Regions from separate parts of the Mus musculus genome. Here regions 1 and 3 are each linked to region 2. The links are chromatin loops, found by intact Hi-C in ENCODE. Cell type or tissue: heart. All regions are shown on one strand.

Evidence for each region. A loop is a pair of places that touch in the nucleus more often than their neighbours do. Peaks named below come from ENCODE experiments on the same cell type or tissue, not always from the same donor. Only the 100,000 strongest peaks of a DNase experiment are listed, where the experiment ranks them.
Region 1: it touches region 2 in a loop (2.7-fold over the local background); 6 of 42 quality-filtered maps call a loop at or near these places.
Region 3: it touches region 2 in a loop (5-fold over the local background); 29 of 42 quality-filtered maps call a loop at or near these places.

The regions. Positions count from the first base shown.
Region 1 is chr1:106,709,895-106,714,894 of GRCm38, forward strand. It overlaps Bcl2 (B cell leukemia/lymphoma 2), which reads right to left and starts at 4,396. Exons shown (of 2, transcript NM_009741.5): 1 at 2,411-4,396. The coding sequence starts at 2,986. In heart, CTCF peaks have their summits at 1,986, 2,624 and 4,259; DNase peaks (open chromatin) are centred at 2,607 and 4,367; H3K4me3 peaks cover 3,663 bases; H3K27ac peaks cover 1,886 bases.
Region 2 is chr1:106,169,199-106,174,198 of GRCm38, forward strand. It overlaps Phlpp1 (PH domain and leucine rich repeat protein phosphatase 1), which reads left to right and starts at 2,671. Exons shown (of 17, transcript NM_133821.3): 1 at 2,671-4,249. The coding sequence starts at 2,806. Gm20753 (predicted gene, 20753) reads right to left here and starts at 2,326. Exons shown (of 3, transcript NR_040630.1): 1 at 2,142-2,326. In heart, a CTCF peak has its summit at 2,120 (motif pointing right); DNase peaks (open chromatin) are centred at 2,363, 3,383 and 3,923; H3K4me3 peaks cover 3,344 bases; H3K27ac peaks cover 3,075 bases.
Region 3 is chr1:106,387,437-106,392,436 of GRCm38, forward strand. It overlaps Phlpp1 (PH domain and leucine rich repeat protein phosphatase 1), which reads left to right. Exons shown (of 17, transcript NM_133821.3): 16 at 2,238-2,466; 17 at 4,693-5,000. Among named protein-coding and RNA genes, the nearest start is that of Gm41928, 130 kb to the right of the region's middle. In heart, a CTCF peak has its summit at 2,528 (motif pointing left); no DNase peak of the experiment used is centred here.

The sequences.
Region 1 (5,000 bases), 540 kb after region 2:
AACCATGGGAAATTATGTCCACCATTCCCATTATTATCTCATGTCAAGAAGCTCTCAGCTGAAACGTAGCTGTGGTTATTAAAATGTCACCGCAGTATGCATCATGTTAGAGATGAAATCCCGACCAACTAAAATTAAAGGGAAAGCTATATGCCAAGTGCCTAAAACAAACATTTACATTAATAAGACACTTGAAACCATAGGCTGATATAGACCAATCATAAGAATTCTCAAATACTACCACTTTTATTCCCAAGTGATCACATTTGATTCCATTTTCTGACACATACTCTTGTCAATGGGCTTTCTTTTTCTGCATAGCCATCCATTTATGTGTTTTTCTGAAAACTATTAGACGTTTTCTCCATCATTCATTTATGTGTTGTTCTGTATGACTTACATGTACTATAAGAGGCTTTGTCTTTTTTTTTTTTTTAAGTTTTTATCATCTCTTCCAATATGCCATTGTGGTTTGGCTTCATAACACGAAGCCTGTGCATTTATCAACCTCAGATACCTGTTGACCACAAAGATAGGCCCTGCAACAAAACCTTGATGGTGAACAGAGAAGAAAAGAGACTCTCCATTTAAAGAGAAACCTCGGCTGTCTGACGTGTTAACACGTTGCGAGTCGGCACCAAAGGTCAGTTTGTATCTGAAGCCCTGTTTCCCATCTTTTTATTAACCTGATAGTCAATATCACACATTCACTGCTGTGGATTTCTTTCAAATAGAAAGAAACACTGTTAATAAAAATATGAAATAATAAACCTAAATCAGTTTTATTTTGACTTTAAAATGATTCTTCTAGAGCCCGAAGTTCCCATCTCTCTGAATACAGTGGCTAAAATATCAAACCACCTACTTAACTAAACATCTTACAAAATAGCTTCTCTCCTTCCGCCAAGTCTTCCAGAATTGCTAACAGACTGATCCTGTGGGATGTCAACAAACAAGCAATTCACAAAGAGCATGTGAATTTCAAGCACTTAAAAACTCTGATATTTGAGTTAATTTTACTTTTAAACATCGAACAGTGCCACCAATATTTTGTCAACTTTGGTCAAATAAGATCAGATGTTCACATCAATCATCTATTTTTCTTGGCTTTTTCAGGGCCTATGAATATTAGCATATCTTGCAAACTGTAGTAAAAACAGAATGTGCTTCTAGATATTTGGTTCACGTTCAGTCAGTTACAGACTTTTTGTTCCTGTTAAGATATAATATATATGTATATGTATATGTGTATATATATATATACATATATATATATACACACACACACACACACACACACACACACACTCACATATATATTCGTTCTCTTTATACTACCAAGGCAGGACTAAAATGAAAACCCTTTTCATTAAAACAAGGTCTTTTAAAAAATGTCAGACAATAATGATTGCTTTCACATAACTTAATTGTTTTAGCTATAGCAAGTCTTAAGTCTGCTCTCTGCCCTTAAAGAACCAGAGAAAAGCTTAAATCACACGGTAAAATATGGAAGCTGAACCTCCCAAGATCCCAGAAAACTATCACCCCATAGATGCTCACCAGTGTTGTGGATACGAATCATTTTAACTTGTCAGGGCTGGAGACGCCACAGCTAAGTGGACTCCATTACCCCTTTCATAGGCACCCTAGATGCAAGTCCATTCAGCAGTAGAGATCGCAAAACTATGTAGAATGCAGGTAGAGAAAAGTAAGACATACAGTGGATGCAGACTTCTAAATCATCGCATATTCGTTGACGGACATGTTTAGGGTGCACACCCACCATGCCCACTGGGGACTATGGCATAGACAGACTGGATTCCACAAACATCCACGAATACCTACCTAAGCTTACCTTTTTTTTTTTTTTTTTTTTTTTTTTTTTACAAGCTTAGCTATGATTTCCAGGAAAAGGAGCCGTGTTGTTTTTCTTTGGGAAAATGTTCCCAAGTGAGTTAGAAAAGGTTTGCCTGCGTCCTCTGGTGGAGCCTGCATGTCTAGATGGACCTTTTAAAGTTTGTTAGTCCACCAGAGGAGCTAAAGATGCATAGGTCAAGAGGGAGTGTTGGAGGTCTGGTGCTTACACAGGACCCAGAACATCTGCAGCAAGCTACTCAGACGAACTAACTCTGAGAGTTACTGGAGGGATGCTATTATCTCCAGATCCTACTGGATCAAAAATGCTGGATTCTTGCTCCCTCACAGCCAGCGGGCAGGAGTTAACACAGTGTTGGCAGGGTGTGATGTACCCAGAGGAAGAGAGTGAGAGGTCAGGGGAGCAAAGCTACAAACTCGACTTTATTTCATCTGCTCAATGGCCCATTTTGACCCAGAATCCACTCACACCCCAACCTGCGCATCTTGGCCTTGAGATCAAAGCCCAGACTCATTCAACCAGACATGCACCTACCCAGCCTCCGTTATCCTGGATCCAGGTGTGCAGATGCCGGTTCAGGTACTCAGTCATCCACAGGGCGATGTTGTCCACCAGGGGTGACATCTCCCTGTTGACGCTCTCCACACACATGACCCCACCGAACTCAAAGAAGGCCACAATCCTCCCCCAGTTCACCCCATCCCTGAAGAGTTCCTCCACCACCGTGGCAAAGCGTCCCCTCGCGGTGAAGGGCGTCAGGTGCAGCTGACTGGACATCTCTGCGAAGTCACGACGGTAGCGACGAGAGAAGTCATCCCCAGCCCGGCGGAGGGTCAGATGGACCACAGGTGGCACAGGGCTGAGCGCAGGCCCAGCGGTGGCAACGAGGGGCCTGAGAGGAGACGTCCTGGCAGCCATGTCCCGGTGCACAGCGGGCATTGGGTTGCTCTCAGGCTGGAAGGAGAAGATGCCAGGGGTGGGGGCAGCCCCCAGGGGCGCCGCGTCCGCATCTCCAGCATCCCACTCGTAGCCCCTCTGTGACAGCTTATAATGTATGTACTTCATCACGATCTCCCGGTTATCATACCCTGTTCTCCCGGCTTGCGCCATCCTTCCCCGAAAAGAAGCTGCAGGTACCAATGGCACTTCAAGTCCCGACTCCCGCCCCACGGCCCCGAAAGAAAAAAAAAAAAAAAAGAATAGTTATAATCCAGCTCTTTTATTGGATGTGCTTTGCATTCTTGGATGAAGGGGTGTCTTTAGTTACACCGAACACTTGATTCTGGTGTTTCCCCGTTGGCATGAGATGCAGGAAATTTTTATTCAAATTCCTTTCTGCTTTTTATTTCATGAGGTACATTATTTATTAAGCTTTGTTAATATCAGTCTACTTCCTCCGCAATGCTGAAAGGTGAAGAGGCGGGACGACCTAGGAAGTTAAAATCAGGTGTGTTTTCCTTTATATATTTAGGGTAAGAAAGGTATATCCGCTACAAGTTACACGTTTAAAAATGCATTAAACTGTCTGGAAATGAAATTTGCTTGAATGCACTTGAAGTAAAAAAATATTTCAAACGCGTCCATGGAAAGTTATATTAAACAAAATTCCTGTGCAAAGAACTTACTGTATTTTCTAAGGACGGCATGATCTTCTGTCAAGTTTACCCTTTTTTGGTAAAACCCAAACAAATACATAAGGCAACCACACCATCGATCTTCAGAAGTCTCCTTGTATAAGCTTCTTTACAACTTGCAATGAATCGGGAGTTGGGGTCTGGGGGCTAGGTGGAGGAAAAATCAGGAGGGTTTCCAGATTGGGTCCTCACACTCCGGCTTCACTGAGAATGTCAATCCGTAGGAATCCCAACCAGAGATCTCAAGAGCACCGCAGCGGGGCAAAAAGGCAGCGGCGGCGGCGGCAGATGAATTACAATTTTTCAGTCCAGCATTTGCAGAAGTCCTGTGATTCTCCCTTCTTCTCGGCAATTTACACTTGCACACACACGCTGGAGCGCAGGCATGGATCCGTATCCACCGGACCGCTTCAGACCTCCAGGGCAGAGAGACACGCCAAGGGGACGATGGAGGAGCTGGGGGACCGGGACCGGAATCCTCTTCTGATTAAACTCCGAAGGGCCAACGCGCTTTCCGAAACGGGAAAAAAAGCAGCTTGCTAAATGCAGGCACGGACGCGCTGGGGCCGCGGGTGCCCAAGGAGCAGCCCGCGCACTGTGTGTGGTGCGCTGCGGGAGAAGGAGGTGGTGGGGGAGGGTTTGCCCCCCCTCTTTTTCCTAAAAAGGATGACTGCTACGAAGTCCCCCCCTGGTCCCCTCTTCCGCTGCACCCCACCGGCGCACCCCGCCTCCGGGCTGCGCACCCTTTCTCCTCCTCCGCTGCGGGCGGCGCTGGCGGCCGCCTCCTCGTGCTTGCGCCGCGCAGCCCGTTCCACGGTGACGGCTGCGGCTGGGGAGGGCCTGGGCACCTCGGTGTTGGCGGCGGCGGCTCGGCGGGGACCCGGACGCGGGGCGGGAGGACGGGCCGGGGAGGAAGGGGGCGGGCGCGGGGCGGGGGGCCCGGCCTCTTACTTCATTCTCCGCCGGAGCGCCTGGTTTCCTGTACGTACGTCACCGTTCATTCAAAAAAAAGAAGAAAGAAAGCCCTCCTCTGAGCGCCCGCCCGCCGCCTCCTCCCGCCGCCCGCCAGCCGCCCGGGTTAAAGGCGCCGCGGCCGCCCCGGGGAGCGCGCGCCCGGCCGCGGCCGCTGGCCTGGGTGGCGGCCACCCGCGGGCTACGCTGGGCCCCGGACCGTGGGTGGCGCGGGCCTCCCGGGCGGCAGTGGCTCAGTGGGCGTGTGAGGGGCCTCCTCGGGCCTGCGGGGCTGGCTGCTGGCTGGACGTGCCTATAGCCAGGGCCAGGCTGTGGCGAGGCACCTGGATCTTTTCTAACAGGATGGGCACAATTGCATGGATCTTTTTCAACGTGTACAGTGTGCACGACCGCATGGACTTTTTCTATGTAGCATGTGCAGGTCACATGGACCCTTTCTAACCGCGTGCATGGAATGTGCACAATCCAATGGACCCTTTCTAACCACACATAAAGTGTGTACACAGTCGCTCTGTGTG
Region 2 (5,000 bases):
CTCATTCACAGCAATTGTAGAGTGTGGGTTGCTGCATAGGGTCTACATGATATCCTATGACTCAACAACTCCCCCCCCCCCACAATGAATGCTTAGATTTCATTGCTTTTTCACCAATTTGCTATTTCAACTGCAGAGCTCTGTTTTATCTGGTATTACAAAGACAGTCTACTCCTTCAGAAATTCTCGTTTTCTTTCTTTCCTTTCACATTCTTGTTTAGTCACTTCCTGAAGGTTCGGGATCACACTGTGGGTCTTTCTTGCCATTCTGCTATCCCTGCCAGTGGGATTCCTGAGAAGTACGCGATAGGTTGTCTTTTATATTACAGATTCCATGTGTGAAATCTGGCATAATTGCATTTTAATACCTGCTTTAAAATATTTTCCTGAAAATTTATTTATATGTACAGGAGTTTTGTCTGTACATGTATCTGTGCACCACATACACACAGTGTTCACAGAAGCTAGGCTAAAGAATGGGATTCCCTGGAACTGGAGTTAGACAGTTGTGAAATACCATGTGGTGCAGGGACTTGAAGCTGGGTCCTCTTGCTCTTAGCTGCTGAGACATTTCTCCAGCTCCAACACTTGTTCTTCTGTGTGGAGAAGATCTACTTTTTTCTTTATTTGGAGATAGTTACTTTTCCCATTGCTGTAACAAACACCTAACAAAAGGTTACTAAATACCCAAATAAAGAAAGACGTATTTGGCTCACAGTTTGAGGGCAGAGAACGTCAGGGCAGGGAGGGCAGCGTGGCAGGAGTTCCAGACAGCTGGGCACACTTTGTCAGTGCTCAGGGCACCTCACCCTCACACACATACCCCGTGTTTCCATGGTGATTCTAAATTCAGTCCAATTGGATCTAATCAAGTGTCTGTCCACCGCCCTAACAGTGTTTGACAACTATTATCATAACTTCTTTTGTTTTGAGACAGGATGTCATCATGTAGACCAGGCTGGCATCAAATTCAGAGATCTGCTGTTCTCTGCCTTCTGAATGGCAGGATAAAGGCATCACCACTGAGACTTATAACTATAAATAAATGTATATGCATGTGTGTATAATATTCCCATAATAAATATTAGTCTTCTGGAACCCAAAGGTAAGGTACAGGATATCTTCATTATTATTATTACTATTATTCTTTGAGTTACTATGTAACTTTGGCTGGCCTGGAGCTTGCTCTGTAAAAGAGGCTAGTTTTGAGCTCATAAAGTTCTTCCTGTTTTAGTCTATCGAGTGTCAGGAAGAACTTAATTTAAAAAAATTATTATCATTATGTATAGGAATGATTTGCCTGGAATATGTCTATGCATTACATTGGAGCACTGTCTTCAGGGTGAGCTATTATATGGGTCTTCTTGAAGAGCAGCCCACGCTCTTAGCTGCTGAGCCCTCTAACTCCGGAAAAAGACTTTTAATTAGTGTCTACATCTGCAATGCCATCATGAGAGTGGCAACTCAATGACCAACGTTTATCAAATTATTTCAAATAGTTAATTGCCCTAAACCAGCTTGGTTCAACCAATAAAAAAATGTTTATAGATCATACAATGTAACAGTAAACACCCATACAACATAGGTAGAGCGTAGGTGGTGAGCAGTTTGTGGACGGAAGTATGGAGAACAGACTAGACTGGGAAACCTTGTCTCATTCACCCTTTCTACCCGGCCCCGAGTGCGGAAAGAAAAATCCAGAAAGAACCAAGAGAAAGCAAGTCTATCTCCTATCCCACTATGACTCCATTTTAATATTTCTTCCTTCGTCCACTGCTTTGTGTCGTTAAGCTTCTTTTAAGCTTAAAACCAACGGGATACAAGGCTCCAAGCAGGTCCTTAGCTATTTCTGTCCTAATAGGGGAGGGAGTAAATGGGTTTAATTTGAGTGCAAACACTGCTAGCTTTCATGGGCCTTGAAAAAAGTGCGGAAAAAGTCAGGAAGACGGGGCCAGCGATCCTGTGAACTGTGTATGTATTTTTGTCTCATACAAAGGCCTTACCTAGAGTTTAGAGTTCCTAAAAACTCTCAATTTCAATTAGCCAGGAAAATAAAACTCATCTGGCAAGCAGGAGAGGATCAAGTTAATGAAAAACGTTCACAGGACACAGAGTTCAACGGCAGAGGGCACAATACCCACCAACAAGGGCCAGAAGCTGGAGGAGAGGGTGGGCAGAATTTGATGATATCTGGGCCTTGTAGTTCGCTGTTGGTCTCTTCTGGGTATCCTCGACACGAAGATGAACTACAACCCCCACTGTGCAACGCGAGCCCCTCTCGCCACCTCTCCTCTATGGCGAGGACAAACCTCCTGGGAAACAGCTCCGCCCCACCCCCGTACGCACGCGTCACGTTTGTTTACCCTGAGGCCCCGCCCCCAGCCTCCCGCTCTCCGCAGAAATGTCGTCATGCTAACGATGCATATTCATGATCAACTCCGCCCCGCCACCGCCCGCCTTCCCGCGCTTCATTAATATTCATGAGGCGAGCTCGGGCCGCAGCTCCCGGGAGCTGAGGCTGTCCAGCAGCGGGCGGGGCCTGGCGCTGGGGAGCCCGCGACCCGCGGGGAGGGTGTGTGTGGGGGGGCGGTGGCGGCGAAACGGGCGGGCGGCGCGCGGGATGGAACACCGAGACACCGACGGAATGCTCCGGATCGCCACATAATCCTCTGGAGCGGCCGCGCCGAACGCCATCGGCGTCTCCGTTCTCTTCGCGCCGCCGCCGCCGCCGTCTCCCACCTTCGCCTCACCTCCTCCTCCTCCGCTGCCTCCGGAGCTGGGGGAGCGACGTGAAGCCCCGCTACGATGGAGCCCGCCGCTGCAGCCCCGGCACAGCGACTCGCGGACCCCACGGGTGAGGACCAAGCCCTGGCGGCGGCGGCGGCCGAGGGCGGCCGGTGTCCGGATCCCGCGCTGAGCGCGGCGGCCCCGAGCGGCGGGAACGGCGGCGCGGCGCGAGAGGAGGCCCCCTGCGAGGCGCCGCCGGGGCCGCTGCCCGGCCGCGCCGGAGGCACCGGGCGCAGGCGGCGGCGGGGAGCTCCCCAGCCCGCGGCCGGTGGGGCCGCTCCGGTGCCCGCGGCCGGCGGCGGCGCCAACTCGCTGCTGCTGAAGAGAGGGCGGCTGAAGAGGAATCTGTCGGCCGCCGCCGCCGCCTCGTCGTCCTCGTCGCCGTCCTCGGCGTCTTCGGCCGCTGGCGGCCTCCCGGCGTCCTGCTCGGCCTCGGCGTCGCTGTGCACCCGGAGCCTGGACAGGAAGACGCTGCTCCTGAAGCACCGGCAGCTGCTTCAGCTGCAGCCGTCGGACAGGGACTGGGTGAGGCACCAGCTCCAGCGGGGCTGTGTGCACGTCTTTGACCGCCACATGGCCTCGTCCTACCTGCGCCCAGTGCTCTGCACGCTGGACACCACGGCCGCCGAGGTGGCGGCCCGGCTTCTGCAGCTGGGCCACAAAGGCGGCGGGGTGGTGAAGGTGCTGGGCTACGGGCCGCCTCCCGCCGCCGCCCCTGCCGCCAGCGATCAGACCCTGGACGGAGAGCACGGAAGGGACGTGGAGCCACCGCCCTCGAGCGGCACTGTTGGTGCTGTCCGGGGCCCTGCGCGCGCGCCTCCCGCCGATCTGCCGCTGCCCGGGGGCGCCTGGACGCGCTGTGCACCCCGCATCAGCCCCGCGCCTTCGGACTCCAGCCCCGGAGAGCTGTTCGCGGGCGGCCCCGGGTCCCCTCCCCGCGCCCCGCGCCCGGCCTCTGACACCGAGAGCTTCAGCCTGAGCCCCAGCGCCGAGAGCGTGTCAGACCGGCTGGACCCCTACAGCAGCGGCGGCGGCGGCTCCTCGTCGTCGTCGGAGGAGTTAGAGGCTGATCCGGCCATGCCCCACCGCCCCGGCCGCCCCGCGCAGCCTCGGCCGCCTTCCCCGAAGACCTCGGCTTTACTGCAGCCGAAAGCCCCGACGGGCGTAGACAGCACTGGCGTGATAGCGGGCGAGGGTCCCGGAGACGATAAGGCGATGGCAGCCGCAGCTCCGGACGTTCCTCTGTCGACTTCGGGGAGGATACGGGAGACCGTGCAAAAGACATCTCCGCCCTCCCTGTATGTACAGCTCCATGGAGAGACTACCCGGCGCCTGGAGGCGGACGAGAAGCCATTGCAGATCCAAAATGACTACCTCTTCCAACTGGGATTTGGGGAGCTGTGGAGGGTGCAGGAGGAAGGCATGGACTCAGAGATTGGCTGTCTCATTCGATTCTATGCAGGTAAGGAAGTTGCCTGCATGTTTATGCATGGCTTCGAACCTTGGCAGGGATCGATAAATGATTCCAGGGGCCTGGTGAGTCTGTCTGACACTCTTTTTCTAGCTTGTTCACATGCCGCCTGTGCAAGTACTAAATTGAGCATTCTTGAAATCTGCAAGGTTTAGAGTGTCCAGGCCTGAGGTTGGAAAGCCAGGTGGACAAGGTGACAAAGTCACCTGGAAATACAGGAAACAGGTAACACCCTAGAGGGGTACCAGTCCCTAACTTTAAAGGTGGTTTCCTCCAGGCCTCTGCTCTGGTTCGTTGGGTTGCAGGCGTTTTGGGATTCCAGGTAACTCCTTGACACTTTAATATAGACAGAGGACAATGACCAACGAAAAAATGCTCCATGATGCCTTCCTCTATTCAACTGTCCACAGTTTACCATTCGTAGACAGTAAAGTGCAGCGTGGGCCTCTTGGGAACTTTGTTCTTGTCAACTGATGCTCTTGTTTGTTCCACTGTCTGCCACGCGTGCGTATTTGCTCGCTGAGTCCTCATTGACACCTGAGAAGTGGGTATGTTCCTTGTTTTGGGTGCTGCTTACCTTCTGCCCTCTTTCATTGCTTTATTTCAGTTTCCAAGTTTGAATCTTAAAAAAAAAATGAATTGGCCTGTTTCTGAGTTATAGCTTTTATTGTCAGATACTTGAAATAGACTAGACTTAATAATGTCGGTGATTACTGCTTCTGATATGACCTGAACTCCTCTC
Region 3 (5,000 bases), 220 kb after region 2:
GAGCAGCCTCCACAGTTATGTCTGCCTCACGCACAGCCAAGGCAGGCAGGTTTCTGGCTCTTGCTTCCAATGCTCCCCTTATCTGCCAAGTTCCTAGTGGGTGCAGACAGCAGTTGACTAGCAAATAGTCATTGTTCTAACTACCTTATATGTCCTGATGTTCCCCCAATGAGATATGCATTGCTGCTCTTCATATCTTGTTTGTGAAACCAAACTGCATAGAGGTGAAGCAAAGTACCCCCCAGGCCCAGTACAGGCAGAATCCTGAGACCCCATGGATGCTCTGGCCACCAGACATAGTAACTTGGCTGCTTTCAGCCACCTCCTTGTCCCTGAAGTCAGGAAATATGATACACACAGACAAAGATGCACACATATACACATACCATGTATATGTGTACACACACACACACACACACACACACCATCCACATAGGCCTCTAGCCTACAAATTTCTCACCAGTCGTTGTGCATTTGAAAGTCATGCTGCCTTAGAAGCATGCACCAGTCAGATATGGTCGTGGAATCCTATGACAGGCCGACCTGCAGTGTCGTCTTTGTGACTTTTGTCTGTTAGTTAACAGGTTATAAGACCAGGCAGCACTTCAGTCCTTAGAGTAACTGCCTATTCATTGTGCCTAGCTCTCAAGGGTGTGTGGCTAGGTGTCCCTGGTTTCCGTCGCTTCTGTCCCCAGTTGTCTAACTTATATTCTGACAATGCTTCAGAGTCTTTCCTGCCCTCATTAGGCAAGAGAGGCAGTTTTTCCTTTTTGTTTCTGTTTTTTTATGACTGTCATTATGGGAAGTTTGGAGGAATGACCATTGGTTGGACATGTGATGAGAGTTCTTTGCTCTTTATGATGGTCAGTATTTATAGGGGCTCCAAATATTCAATAAGTACACAGGTTAATTGACAGCGGAGGATAAGGCAAAAACACTTGGTGTTTGATGCCAGAATGGTGTCCTATAGCTGTCATAGAACAAATAGTGCTGATCAAGAGAGTCTCGGCTGGAGCTGGAGAGATGGCTCAGCGGTCTATACTCCTCTTCAAGAGGACCTGAGTTCAATTCCCAGCAACCACATGGTGGCTCACAACCATCTGTAATGGGATCCGATGAACTCTTCTGGTGTGTCTGAAGACAGCTACAGTGTACTCATATTAAATAGATAGATAGATAGATAGATAGATAGATAGATAGATAGATAGATAGATAGATAGACAGACAAATAAATAAATAAATAAATCTATCTTTTAAAAAAAGAAAGTCTTGGCTGCATGGACAAGAATGGCAGTGAACATCCTCTAGAAGAATGGTGATTCTAGCTTATCATACTTTTATTTGTTGAGTTTTGTTGTTATCTCTTAGAAGCCTGTTCTTTTCTAATGAGAAACAGAATGAGAGTGGATATAAATGGGAAGGGAAGGAGAGAAGAACTGGGAGAAGTAGAGGGAGGAGAAACTGTAATCGGGATATAGTACAGGAGAAAAGAATCTATTTTCAGTAAACGAGGAGAAAATGAAAATAAATAAATAAAAGACTTTTTCTAAATTCTCAGTGCTACACTGAGTGTAGTCCCACCAGTCTGGAATAAAGACTTTGTAGTCCCACCAGTCTGGAATAAAGACTTCTAATAGATAGATAGATAGATAGATAGATAGATAGATAGATAGATAGATAGATAGATAGATACTTCTGATAGATAGATAGATAGATAGATAGATAGATAGATAGATAGATAGATAGATAGATAGATAGATAGATAGATAGACAGACAGACAGACAGACAGACAGACAGACAGACAGACAGATAGAATGGTGGTTAGGATAAGTGTGCAGTTCATGCATAGATACTGTGTTTGTACCTATTCAGATTTTTGTGGGAATAGAGGATTTGGAAAAGTGAGTGGGAAAAGAAGCAGCCCTTTCTTGATGGTTTGGAATATAGTGCTGGGCTGTATAACTGATGCAGGGCAGCAGGCTAGACACAACAGGCCAGGACCAGCAAAACGGCTTTTAATCAAAAGGTGATCCTTCCCTACCACATATGAGCAGATACCTCTCTATGTGAATGTGTGTAGTGTCAGATTCCAGGGACCTTTTTCTTCTTGGAAGCTGAGTGGCTTTGCTGGACAGGACTAAGTCTAATCTATGGCCCTGTACCCTGTGTCATCTTTCTTCTGAATGGACAAAATGTGGTAAGGTGTTTGAGTGTTCACCCTTCTCTTTGGGTTCAGGAAACTGGGAACTGCTGGGCAGAAACTTGGTGGTGCTGCTGTCCTCTGCCACATCAAGCCTGACCCTGTGGACCTGGGAGGATCCTTTACCCTGACCTCTGCTAATGTTGGCAAGTGCCAAACGGTTCTCTGTCGAAATGGGAAGCCACTGTCTCTGTCCAGGTCATACATCATGAGCTGTGAAGAAGAGCGGAAGAGGATTAAGCAGCACAAAGCCATCATCACTGAGGTGAGGAGCCAGTTTTCCTCAGACAGCAGGAGAACACGAGCAGCACCCCCTGGTGGAGACCCCTCGGGAAACACTTGTCTTCAGAGGAAACTTGATGTTAGTTCAGATGTAGCTTTCCAAGTCCATGGTATTACAAAGTAAATTCCTTGGTGCTGTCTTTAGATTACTGAGGAATATCTCTATGGATTATTATAGAATAATAAGGCAGTCATCAGTTGCATAGAGTTGGGAATGCTTCCTGGGAACTGTCCCAGTGGATCTCAGAGCTACTGGCTAAGTGGCTGAGAACTGGACTCCTGAATCACACTTCTGCTTTGTATCTCAGCTATGTATAAAGTAGATATCAGACACCTGCCTTGCTTTACAATGGTAGTCTGGCACAATAACTGTGGTGTCTGTATAACTATATAACTATTTTCTGTTTTGCCAGTTGAATAATACTGTTCTCAGGGACAGGAGGCAAAAATACAAGGCCTATAGATATATTTGATCATCAAAATCAGCGCATGATTGCCATAGAGAGAGGAGAAGCTAGATCTATGGCTAAAGAGGTTACAGTGTGGGCATAGTCCCACAACAAAGATTTACCTGGTCCCAAATGGCAATAAAAAAATAAAAAAAAAAATTGCTGTTTTAAAACAAAAAACAAACAAAACCAGCTAGAATAACAGTAGAGCATGATCCATTGTCAATGAATCTTGAAAACTAGCTTCTGCAGTTCTTTATTTGCTAATTTACCAGCATGTCAGTCACTCAACATTACCTGGAAGTACCCATACACATCTGCTGACAAGAACCTAACCTCCTCTTAGCAGTAAAACTCACAGAACAATGCACTGTCTGAAGGTGAGAGGGAAGGGGAGTGTCCAGAAGAGAAAAAGAGGCTATGTTGAGCATCCCAGAAAGACACCAAGGTGCCGTGAGTCCTTGGACGTGAGCACACATATAAATTGAGTTCCCTGTCTGTCCCAGCACTGAAGGTTAAAGTGGATGTTGAGCACAGGTTAGGAGAGTGGGCACTGTACTGCTGTCCAGAAGAGTGAGCTGAGCGGCAACACTGTAGAGAAAAAGATGTCTGCCACATGCATCAGAGTTCGTAGGTCAGTTGTGTTATCCCCTTTCCTCCCCTGCTTCTCTTCCTGACTTCTGCTTGCTCTGCTCAGTCTTCAACAGTGACTAGTTCTCACACCACCCCTTCCGTTCCTTGAAGATGCCCTCAAAGCACAAACTGGGGAGAAGGCTGAAGGGTGGCTAGAGTAGCCAGCCCCCACACCAGGCAGGGCGGATTTCATTACTAGAGTCAAGGGTGTTTCAAACTGCTTGAAAGGCTGTTTTACTCATCTTAGTTCCTAGGCTGCCCCCTGGTCTAAGCATGGCTGCTGAGGTCTCTTTGGAAAGGCACCCAGGAACAAGCAGATAACTCGGGAAGCACAGGAGGAGGCAGGCACTGAGCGGAAGCACGGGGCATTCTCTTGAAGAAGCACTGTTTGTGAGTCCAGAGACTCACAAAAGTTGTATCCGCCATTGCAGAACCTTGTGTGGCAGGAAGTGTTAGAAGTAGGAGAGTGGGGGTGGATGTGGCTGTAAGGCAGAGATCCTCACACCTGGAAGGTAGAGAACACAGCAGCTGCATGTAGCTAAGATTTAAAAGTACTCATCTTTTCCCCCAGCAAATGGCCTGGATTTGGCTGCTGGTCTAAATAGAACCAACTGTCTAAGACTGGGCACCATGGTTTCTACATTTGTCCTTGTAAGTCAGGTTCAAGAAAGGCCTAAGGATGGGTACTTCTGTTAGCATTGCCTCTCCAAACATGTGAGCACTGTGACTCAGATACAGACATCCGTGGGTCACAACAGACTGACTCCCTAGCCCTTTTCCATGCTGATTGTGCTGCTGGACAGTCATGAGGTTGGACTGTACCTACCCTGGGTGTTTCTATGGGACTTACCTCTCTAGAATCTAATAAGCATGCATGCCATGTGAGGCTGTACATCAGCTTGTCATGAAGAGACATACCATTTAGTATAAATGCAGTCCCTGTTAAAGGGATGGCTGAAATACTTCTTTTTGTTCCTCTACACTTCAGCCTTTCCATATAGGGTGTGTGAGCCTCCTTCGTGGGATGCCCAACACCGTCCTGTGACCCAGTCAGTGGCCCAGAGGGAGGCTGCTCAGTAACCACATGTGCTCTGTGCTCACTGTCTCTTTGGAAATTTTTCTTCTAGGATGGCAAGGTCAATGGAGTGACAGAGTCCACGCGCATCCTGGGCTACACCTTCCTCCATCCCAGTGTGGTGCCTCGCCCCCATGTGCAGTCGGTGCTTCTGACTCCACAGGATGAGTTTTTCATCCTGGGCAGCAAAGGGCTGTGGGACAGCCTATCCATTGACGAGGCTGTGGAAGCTGTACGCAATGTGCCAGATGCTCTGGCTGCTGCTAAGAAGCTCTGCACCCTGGCTCAGAGCTATGGCTGCCATGACAGCATCAGTGCTGTGGTGGTACAGCTAAGTGTCACCGAAGACAGCTTCTGCTG